Regions from separate parts of the Homo sapiens genome. Here all the other regions are linked to region 1. A link is a contact called in ENCODE Hi-C or POLR2A ChIA-PET data. All regions are on one chromosome and are shown on one strand. Each heading gives the region's core, a stretch centred on a gene start or an enhancer-like site at or near the end of the contact. The rest is flanking DNA. Distances are from core to core; before and after follow the strand shown.

What was found. A loop is a pair of places that touch in the nucleus more often than their neighbours do. ChIA-PET counts read pairs that join two places held with the same protein, here RNA polymerase II (POLR2A). Pooled maps may share reads with other maps.
Region 2: a pooled map shows a loop between it and region 1 (2.0-fold over the local background). The contact joins the enhancer-like site here to the promoter of WDFY4 in region 1. A Hi-C loop is called at or near these places in 3 of 37 single-sample maps with no recorded cell type and 2 of 50 pooled maps. POLR2A ChIA-PET finds 5 or more read pairs at or near these places in 1 of 52 experiments (activated CD4-positive, alpha-beta T cell).
Region 3: a pooled map shows a loop between it and region 1 (2.7-fold over the local background). The contact joins the enhancer-like site here to the promoter of WDFY4 in region 1. A Hi-C loop is called at or near these places in 1 of 168 maps with a recorded cell type or tissue (OCI-LY7) and 1 of 50 pooled maps. POLR2A ChIA-PET finds 5 or more read pairs at or near these places in 3 of 52 experiments (B cell, GM10248 and OCI-LY7).

The regions. Positions count from the first base shown.
Region 1 is chr10:48,683,607-48,686,762 of GRCh38, reverse strand. It overlaps WDFY4 (WDFY family member 4), which reads right to left and starts at 1,890. Exons shown (of 62, transcript NM_001394531.1): 1 at 1,762-1,890. RefSeq lists enhancers at 1,100-1,640, 1,659-1,958, 2,889-2,968 and a silencer at 2,619-2,668.
Region 2 is chr10:48,606,637-48,609,713 of GRCh38, reverse strand. It overlaps a transcript of ARHGAP22 not described here. Among named protein-coding and RNA genes, the nearest start is that of ARHGAP22, 3.1 kb to the right of the region's middle. RefSeq lists an enhancer at 1,464-1,523. Within about 2 kb of position 1,398, at least 2 of the 41 ENCODE cell types and tissues checked have a DNase peak (open chromatin) inside an H3K27ac peak, as active enhancers do.
Region 3 is chr10:48,575,346-48,578,672 of GRCh38, reverse strand. The region is part of intron 2 of ARHGAP22 (Rho GTPase activating protein 22); the gene reads left to right. Among named protein-coding and RNA genes, the nearest start is that of ARHGAP22, 28 kb to the left of the region's middle. RefSeq lists an enhancer at 1,224-1,273. Within about 2 kb of position 1,397, at least 5 of the 41 ENCODE cell types and tissues checked have a DNase peak (open chromatin) inside an H3K27ac peak, as active enhancers do; they include B cell and OCI-LY7, where a contact is called at or near this core.

The sequences.
Region 1 (3,156 bases), core at 641-3,140:
TCAACAGCATCTCAGATAAATATATTGAGGTACACTCATCTAATAGAATACTGTACTGCAGAAAACTTTAATTATCTACAGGTACATGCAACAATATGAAGAAATTTCAGAAACAAACTTTTGAACCAATTAGGCAAATTTTAAAAGAATATTTAATTCCATGTTTACAGAGTTCAACAACTTGCAATCATACATATATAGCGATTTAAATATGGGATGTAAAATTAGAAAAAGAAGCAAGGGAACAATAAACCCAAAATTCTGGACTGTTGCTGCTTCTGAAGAGGGAAGGTGAAAGATGGGCATGAAGAGGACCTCAGAGATGATGCTGATCTTTAAAAAAATCTAAGGTGTCAGCACACAGGGTTTATGCTGTTTTTATTACTTCTATCTTATTATGGTCTTTCTAAATTTTCTTTTCTTTCCTTCTTTTTTTTTTTTTTTTTTGGAGATGGAGTTTCATCGTGTTGTCCAGACTGGTCTTGAACTCCTGACCTCAGGTGATCTGCCCCTCTCAGCCTCCCAAAGTGCTGAGATTACAGGCGTGAACCACTGCGCCTGGCCGAAATTTTCTTTTCTTTCAACACAGAAAATCTTTCCAAGTTCATGAAAGAATAGCCCATGTGCTCAGGATGGACAGACAGGAAGGGCCTCCCTGACCTGACCCTGTTCCCTACCTCTCTGGCCAGAACCCCAGGCATGCCCCTTACCCGGCTCTGCCACACCAACCTCCACGAGGTCTCCTCCTCCAGACCCTTATCAAGAACACTTCTCAGAAACCCACAGGACTCGGCCTCCCTCACAGGTCCCCTCTCAGAAGACTAGAGCCATCCCCACCCTCCCAAGACCCCCACCCTACCTGCTATTCTCCCACCTGCTGAGCACCGTAGACCCCTGTCCGCTTTGACCAGAGCCTGGCAGGGCGTGGTTTCTCAATACCTATTTGTTAAATAACTAAATGAATGACTATACATAAACTCATATTAAAATTAGTGTGCTCCATGGAAAGGGTAATGCATAGAGCCCTTAGTTATCAAACCAGCCCCCCCACACTTTAGATGAGTTGGGACAAAGGATCGGTTTAGTGTTCTAGAAGTTTCATTTCAGGGGAAAAGAAGAATCAGTCCTTACTGAGCAGGTGGCCCTGCTTAGGCAGAAAATGCAGGCGTTTCAATGGTTTGCTGTAATAATTCAGATGAGGGAAGTGAGCCCAGGGAGGCACCTACTTACCAGAACCCAGTGGAGTAATGACAGGGCCGGGATAGACCAGCTCCCTCTGAGGCCCGTTGGAAATGGCCCTCCAACTCTGCACTCCTCAGAGGCCTATGAGGGAGCTTGGAGGGCGAGCCTCACTGTCCTGTCGGCCTGCTCTCTCCGCCCCCTCGACAACCAGGAAAGCCCGTGTCAGCCCTTCCCAGGGTTCCCTTCATAGCAGGACCCCGAGAAAGGACTTGACCTACCGTCAGAGGTCGAGGAGTGCTGCTGGAGCCCAGCCTGACTCCCAAACTTCAGCAGTGACACACACTCAGGCAGACCCAGGCCCTGGAGTGGCCCTGACCACATGGGCCCCCCACGCCACACACACTTCCTGCTCCCCAGCTCACCTCCTCTCCCACATTCACAAACCCAAACCAGGCACTGGGTCACATGTGCCCCATAGTCAGCCTCCCAGGAGGCAGCCAGTAGGCCCCACGCTGACAGGCGGCGCCCATATGCCCACCTCTAGGCTGGCCTGGCTGGGCCAAGAGCAAGGTGGCCTACCTGGAGGGGTGGCCGTCAGCGCCTGTAGACATCAGAAGGCATGGGCCCCCTATCCCCAGCTGCAGCCCCTCAGGCTCGGGGGAAGAGGACCCGGCCCCACATCGTCAGTCCTCAGCGCCGTTTCACTCTGAATCACTGGAGCTGGGTCTCTGCTCATTTCCTGGAGAAAGCAGAAGTGGAGAGCCGGCAGATGCCTGACTCTGCCCACTCTCCAGCCGACCACGGAGCTGCTGGAGTTCTGGCGGGTGACTTGGGTTCTGCAGCAAGGCCCCTTGGGGCTGGCTGTGCAGCCTCCGTGGTCAAGCGGTGCTGGTTGGGGCCAAGGACAAAATGGAAAGTACAGCCCAGCCCTAGAAGAGTAGGTCTGGATTCTGTGTCCCCTCTTCACTAGCCGTGTGACCACTGGTGCACACCTCTCCTCTCTGGGCCTCTGGCAAAATGAGAACAATGATGGTGTTAGGTGAATCTAATCAGAGGTGTGTTTAAGTGCACCCCTGGACATGGCATGGGTTGGGCAGCCCTCACCCCACCAAGCTCAGAGTTGCCCACTTGGATTTCTTCCTCCCCCATCCTCAGATAGAACTTGAACCACCAATGAGGGGAGTCCTCCTGCGGCCAACACTGAGGCAAGGATGAGAGGACATCTAAAACCATAGAATGGAAGTCTCTGAAACTCAGACTCCAAATTCTCATTCCTCTGAGTATATAAACTAGGCTGAATTATCCATGTCACCTATCCATAACGTCATCTCCACAGTACAAACAAGCATGTCCATTCACACACAATCCTGCTTGTGCTCTGTAAAAGGAGAATTTTGCCAAAGAGCAAGGGCACTTGTTAGCGCTAATGCCTGATCCTTGATCCTCAGTGCAGCTCATCGCTTGTCTCTAGCTCACAAAACCAGTGGACCATGCATGACTGACTGAGAGGCAGCAACAACATCACTTGTTATGACATGGAGTAAAGCTCCAAGATTGGTTTAAAGAGGAAAATAACATTTGTCACAAAACCTCAACCTCCACCAGTGCAAACTTGTCAGTAGACAGCAGCCAAAATAGGAGATCTATCCAGCTGCACTCCAGTCTGGACAGCAAGAGCGAAGCTCCGTCTCAAAAAAAAAAAAAAGAAAAAAAAGAAAAGAAAAGAGAAATTGAAAGGATACATGCAGTGCCAGCCAAGGGAAAGAGAAAACCTTAGAGAATTTGCAGTGAAGTGTTTGTTGTATATGATGAAAACCCCTCGTCATTGTCACCAATGAAATCATAAATAAAATCTACAAGAAGATATTGCCTGAAATCAGAGGCCTATGGTAAGAGCGGATTAGACAGAGGAACTTCCACAGAGGCAGGAAGGGTGGCCAGCATGGGACAGGCCAGGACCCCATGCCTGTGAAT
Region 2 (3,077 bases), core at 149-2,648, 77 kb after region 1:
GCACTGAGTGAGGAGGTGGTGCTGGAACAAGGTCCAGAGGGATGCATCAAAGTTCAAGAGGCAAAAAAGGGCAGGCAGAGTGGAGTGTGTACCCAGTGAGAATGTCGGCTATAGTAATGAAGAGGACCAACTATGAAATGACTCAATACAGTATAAGTTAATTTCTCTTTCTCTCAAGATACTTCCAGGTTGACAGTGAGGGCTTGGCTCCATGCAGTCATTCAGAGCCCCAGACTGCAGGGATTCTACCATATTCTACATGGGAATTCCAAAGTGGTCCCATCCCAATCAACCAGAAAAGGGAAATGAGCTTAGAAGGGTAGCAAGAGAAGGAATCCTGGAAGCCAGGCCTAGAAGTAACCACATCACTTCTGCTCATGTATAATGGCCAGGATGCAGTCACACCTAACTGCAAGGATGCTGGAAATGTAGAACATCTGTGTGTTCCCAGGAAGAAGGGGAGAACAGATTCAGGTGGAGAGCTGGCATCCTCTGCCTAGAACAGGGAGTCTACAGTGACTGGGGCAGACAGAGTGAATGTGGTGGAAATGGGCCAGAGGTGTGCTGACAAATGCTTAACAACCAGCTCTGTAGAAGAAAAACAAAACAAAACAAGACATCTAAGCTCTGATTTACTGCATTTGCTAGTTTTCTTGGTGTAAATACTCCCACAACATTCAATTTCAAACTACCAGCATGATGTCATTGAACATTAGAGTTGAGAAGAGATGCATGGCAGCAACCCAGTATATATTATCCACCATGTAGAAACAATAGATGTCAATTACCTGAAGAATAATAAAATGTAGTAAAATGATTTGGAAATTATGAGTTTTTAGTGCTTGTTACCTTTGTCTTAAATAGTTTATTTAATTATAAGTTTATATACATTAATTTCTAATGATGTTCTTGCTAAACAACTGGCTTACAAAACTCCTGAAAATTTAACAATCAGTTATGTCATTGGTACTCTCCAGCTGGTCCGGCCCACTACTGGGATAGACAGAAGGAGAAACCAAAGTATGAGGGTGGGAGCTGCCCATGAAGACCTTGAGTGACATGCAAGGGAGCTGCGGCATCGACCTCCTGGCAGCAGGAACAGAGAGTGCACTAAGCAGGCAGGCTGGGGACCCAGGTGCTGGTGACCCCTGGGCAGGCATCACAAAGCCAGAGTAGCATTGTTTCTCTCCTCTGCCTCCAGAAGGGCTTACTCTGGTCCTCCATGCAGCTTCTGGAACAGGGGAAGCAGGGCTTTGCTATCTATATGTCGCCTTTGTGCAAATTAGAGGAAAGCTCCCTCCTCTAGCTGCACACCTCCCCACCTCCCTGTGCTGGAACACAGGGCTTTGCCAATGGAGCCCAAATTCAGCCTCCTTACCTCCCTCTACTGGACACCTTTGAGCAGTGCACAGACCATCCAACAGCACCTGTGGCTCTGGGTGGAGTTGTCTCAAGTTGGGGCTTGGGACAGATGCCCTTTCCACTTTCTGACCAGGAGATTTATTCGCAGATGTGCCTCTCCCTGAGAAGAATCTCCCTTAGGATGGCAGCCAGCAAACACCCCATGTGCAGTTGTCTTCTAAAGCTGTGGTTCTCAACCCTGGCTGAATCCCTAGAGGAGCTTTTACAACTCCCAATGACAATAAACACTGCAGACTAGTTAAATCAGAGCCACTGGGGGTGGGACACAGGAATTCACTGTCAGAGCTCCCTAATGTGCAGCCAAGGTTAGGAACTACTGTTTTGAAGGTATCCTGGCTCTGGGCCAGTTGATGCTGATTGGCAGCCATCCCACCAACAGGTGTGCATTTCAATAGATGCCTTCTGCCTTCCGGAGACTTCTGTCCATTCAGTGCTCAGCTTCTGTCCCTGAACAGCCCTTAGAAAATACTGAATGATTCAAGGCAGGAAGCCAGGTGAAGGCAGACCTAGGACCACTGCTGGAAAGGGGCAGCACCGTGCAGGCAGGCACAGGGCAGTGGAGAAGGAGGCATCTGTCTCCGCTGCTAAGCTAGACCTGTATCTCCCACTCCTTGGTCTGGGTGTCCCACTTATAAGTGAGAAGAGTAGGGCTGGTTCTTCAAATAAAAGCTTATAGGAGGTCACATGTTCAACAGATCCCCTTGCCCTGCCCTTGTCCCCACTCCATCCTCCCACAGGCCACCCCAGAGGAAGTGGGAGGCTCCCAGGGCCCTGCAGATCAGGGCTGGTAAACTTCAGGATGAAGGGGCTCCAATTCCTGCCTCTGTGGACCCTTCATCTCAGGAAGTACTGAGAGCACAGTCTGAGGTTGGAGAGGAGAAAAGAGCTACTTTGCCCACCTGCCCCATTCCCCCAGCCTTCTCAGACGCAGAACGTAGATCAACTCCTGCCCTTTTCCCAGCCTGACTTCTGGGGTGTGAGCCCAGCTCTGATCCCCAGAAAAGCAGGCGAGTGAACACAGTGACTTAATATCATCAGGGAAAACAGCTGCACAGGAAAAGCGCCTGGGGGTGGTTTCTTAACCAAAACAAGCGTGAGTGGACCCAGACTAAGTCTCAGGGCATTTCCTTGCCTCTGACTTGGATGAAGTGGTCCAGGCTGCATTACTCACAAATGGCTTCCTGATTGCTCAAGACATTGTCACAAGCCACAGGACTTGCCCTGTGACCCTGGTGTCGACATGAGATTTTCTAGCTTGATATTCTCCCCACTCCTCATGGGTGGCCCCTGTCCCAACCAGGGCTTGTACCTGGCCTTAAAGGAAAAGGAGGTCAGTTCTGTCATTCAGTGGTGTTTCTTGGATCTGCCCATGAAGCCAGAGTTTCCTGTGAGGCTTCTGGCCTGAGTCAGCCTGGGGCTCAGGGAGGGCGTACAAGAGGGGCAGTACAGGGACATAGATAAGGGCCCAGGGGAAGTGCTTAGTGGCTCATTCTGCTGGTGGAATCAGGAGAATTTCATTGGGGAATTGCCCAAAGAGGACAAGGCAATGTGAGGAAGGGCATTCCAGAGAGAGGGAACTGCACGTGCAAAGACACAGCTACATGTGCAAAAACACAGAGGCACAGGAGAGCAGGGGCTGCACATGCAAGAACAGG
Region 3 (3,327 bases), core at 148-2,647, 110 kb after region 1:
GAAATCAGAGACCCAATCACTGTCAATAATGCTAAAGCAAAAAAGACAAGTTAATAACAAAATGACATTGAGGAGAGTGTGCAGGCATGAGAGAGCGAAGATCAAACACACACACACAGACACACACACACACACACACACACACACATACACTGCATAATACTTCTGTAGTTAATGAGAAAACCAAAACTCAAATTCAAACTTCCAGTTAAGGGTGACATTTAAAAGTCACATTTGGCTCCTCCACATCACAAAACTTCATGATACAGCACTAGAGGATGTTTTTAAAGGCACAAGCACAACTAGATGGAAAGAACATGAGGGGAGAAAGCATTCTGGATGCAGGAAAACAGATGAGGGAGAGGCTGCTGATTTATTTAGCTGATCCAAGACAGCTAAATCCCAAACCAGCACAAAGGAGAGCATGGAAGCTGTCTGGTTTGCAAAACAAAACCCCTCAAAGACTTGGGGCTTGGCAGGACTAGATATCTCTGGAAATGAGGGCAAAAAAGGAGCTCAGGACAGGAGCACTGGGTGAAGGTTAACTTAAAAAAAAGCAGTTAGGGCCAGGCGCAGTGGCTCACGCCTCTAGTCCCAGCACTTTGGGAGGCCAAGGCAGGCAGATCATTTGAGGTCAGGAGTTCGAGACCAGCCTAGCCAACATGGTGAAACCCCGTTTCTACTAAAAATACAAAAATTAGCCGGGTGTGCTGGCACATGCCTGTAATCCCAGCTACTCGGGAGGCTGAGACAGGAGACTTGCTTGAACCTGGGAGGTAGAGGTTGAGACAAGATAAGCGCTACTGCACTTCAGCCTGGGCAGCAGAGCGAGACTCTGTCTCCAAAAAAAAAAAAAAAAAAAAAAAAAAAACCAAAAAAGAGCAGTTAGATCTCAGATTTTCTGAGCAATCCAGTGCCAAGAGGTGACTGCCCGCCCCGACTCAGCTGTAAGACTGGAGTTGTATGTATTCTCTGAGAATAAAAGGGAGCCCTTTATAATGGGGACTCTGGCCCTTTCTTGGTGGAATATCTTAGAGAACAGGAAGGTTGGGTGAACATCAGTGTGCAGACCAGTTCCTTAGGCCCCAGTCTCTATCCACATTTGGTTTCCAAGCCCCAGCAGTCAGGAGTAGCCCCCAGGAAGGAAACTGATGAATTTTCTCCAGTAAATTTCTCCAGAGGTTCTCCAGTAAAATGGCGGAGGTGGACCCTCCTGTGTATGCCCTCCCCATCCTCCGACGCCACCCAGTCAGCTCCATAGAGAACCATTCTCAAGTGGGAGTGATAGGCCTGGTTCAGCAGACATTTGAGGAAACACTCTCATTTGAGGAACCAAGACAAAAAGAGGAAGAAAACAAAAAGCAAGTTGCAGGCAGCAGATACTGTGCAGGGGGAAGAAAACTGTTATACAAAACTACTGTAATATCCTCAGAGAGAATCTCTAAATACGGAAGAGTCAGAGGAGGAACCGATCCCCAGAAGTCAGAAATAAGATATCATGAATAAAAAACTCCAAAGAAGGGTTGGATGAAAACTTGACACTTCTAGGAAGAAGAGGACAATAAGAGAGACAACCCAATGTCCGAATAGAAGGAGTTTTAGAAAAAGAGAAGAGAGAAATGAAGGAAAAAGAGTCTTTAGAGAAATGCTTGAAATAAACTCCCCAGGATGGGAGTATAAACACTAAATACTAACTGAGATAACCAAAATTACCATGGAGATTTGGGAAGGTGTGTGGTTGGGTGGCGGTGGGTGGCGGTGTGGGGAGGGATGGGTGAGTGGAGAAGGGGCAGAAAGCAAAATCTCACTGCCCATGCTAGGAATTCCACAGACAATGACTAAAATGTAAAATCAAAAAGGAGTAACATAAGCATACTAATTAGAAATAAATATCTTAAAAAAAGGAGAAAGATAGAAAAGAAACCTCATCTGAGACCATAGAACGTGGTGACAGATTCAGGCAATGGCAGGGGAAGAATTTGCTGCCTCATGATAAGCCGTGTAGAACTCTTGATTCTTCAAACTATGTGCAAGTGTAAACTTTCATTGTAAAAAAAAAGTGAAATAAGATGGAAATAATTTATTTTTGAGATTTTGAGCATACAAATAAGACAAGTCAGAGCCATGGGGCAGGGATGTGAGGCAGGGGAGTGAGTTGGTAACAGGGTCAGCTTGCATTTTTTCTGTGTTATTGTAATTTCTCACGTTGAGACTATCTTCATGTAAGTCCATATTTTAAAGTATTTTAAAAATTTAAACAAGAAAAGAAAAACTATAACCAAAAAACGGAATGCAGCAGGGCCACAGTGCTAGAGGTTCTTTGGATGACCAGGAGGAGAATGGGGAGGCCAGGCCAGGGGCTCCCTCTTCTAGAAAGGGCCACTGAGCCCCACGCTGGCCTCTGAAGAGGCCCTGGCATATTGGAGGTTCTTGGAAGATGTGTTTAGAATGAACCTAGGAATGTGTGGGAGGTCCATGGATGCTATGTGTCTGGCAGTCCACACCCAGTGGGGAGCCCATAGTCTCTGACGTAGGGCATAGGATGCTCATCCTACAGGCAGGAACACAAAATGCAGATGTGGGACTAGAGGACTCCTGTAAAGGGGCTTCACTGCCACACCCAGGATCTAGGTCCTCACTTCGTGGGCTGCGATAGGGGTCAGTGAAGGTTGTGGGTTGCTTATACTTGGCCATCAGAGCCCCAAGAGGAGAGTCATCCTGCAGCAGCACAGATAGGGGCTGACCAGGACCAGGCTGGAAGCAGAAAGGCCACTTAGATGGGGCTGGTGTTCTAATATCAGCTGAGGCCAAGAAAATCCTCACCATGCTGGAACAAGGGCTGGGGGCCTTGGAAGAAGCAGGGGAGGGAACATGGCAGGTGGAGTTTGGAATCCACACTTCCCCCTCCCACCTACCTGCCATGGCTGATGCAACATTATGTTCTAGAAGAGGCAATTTAAAAATCACTTTGAGAGCAGGCTAGGTTTCTGTTGTATGTTTTATTTTTTTTCCAGGAGAATAAGTGAGGGAAGCTCAGCAATAAGGAGCCATAGAAGATTGATTTAAAGTTTGATGTGATTGAGTAAAAGCTTGAGACTGGTGGGGAGAAAGTCAAGATGGATGGGAAAGCACATGCACTTCTAGGAGTGGAACATTAATATTGGACAGTCGGAAACCAGAAATCTTTAAGAAAGAGGAAACCTCAGGGGAAGAAAGAGAGGCCATCCTATCCCATAACTTGAAAGTCACAGGAATATTTCAGCCTGCAGGGAATCTTCATTTCCCACCCCATTGTTTACCAAACTTGCACGTCAAAAACAAAAACAA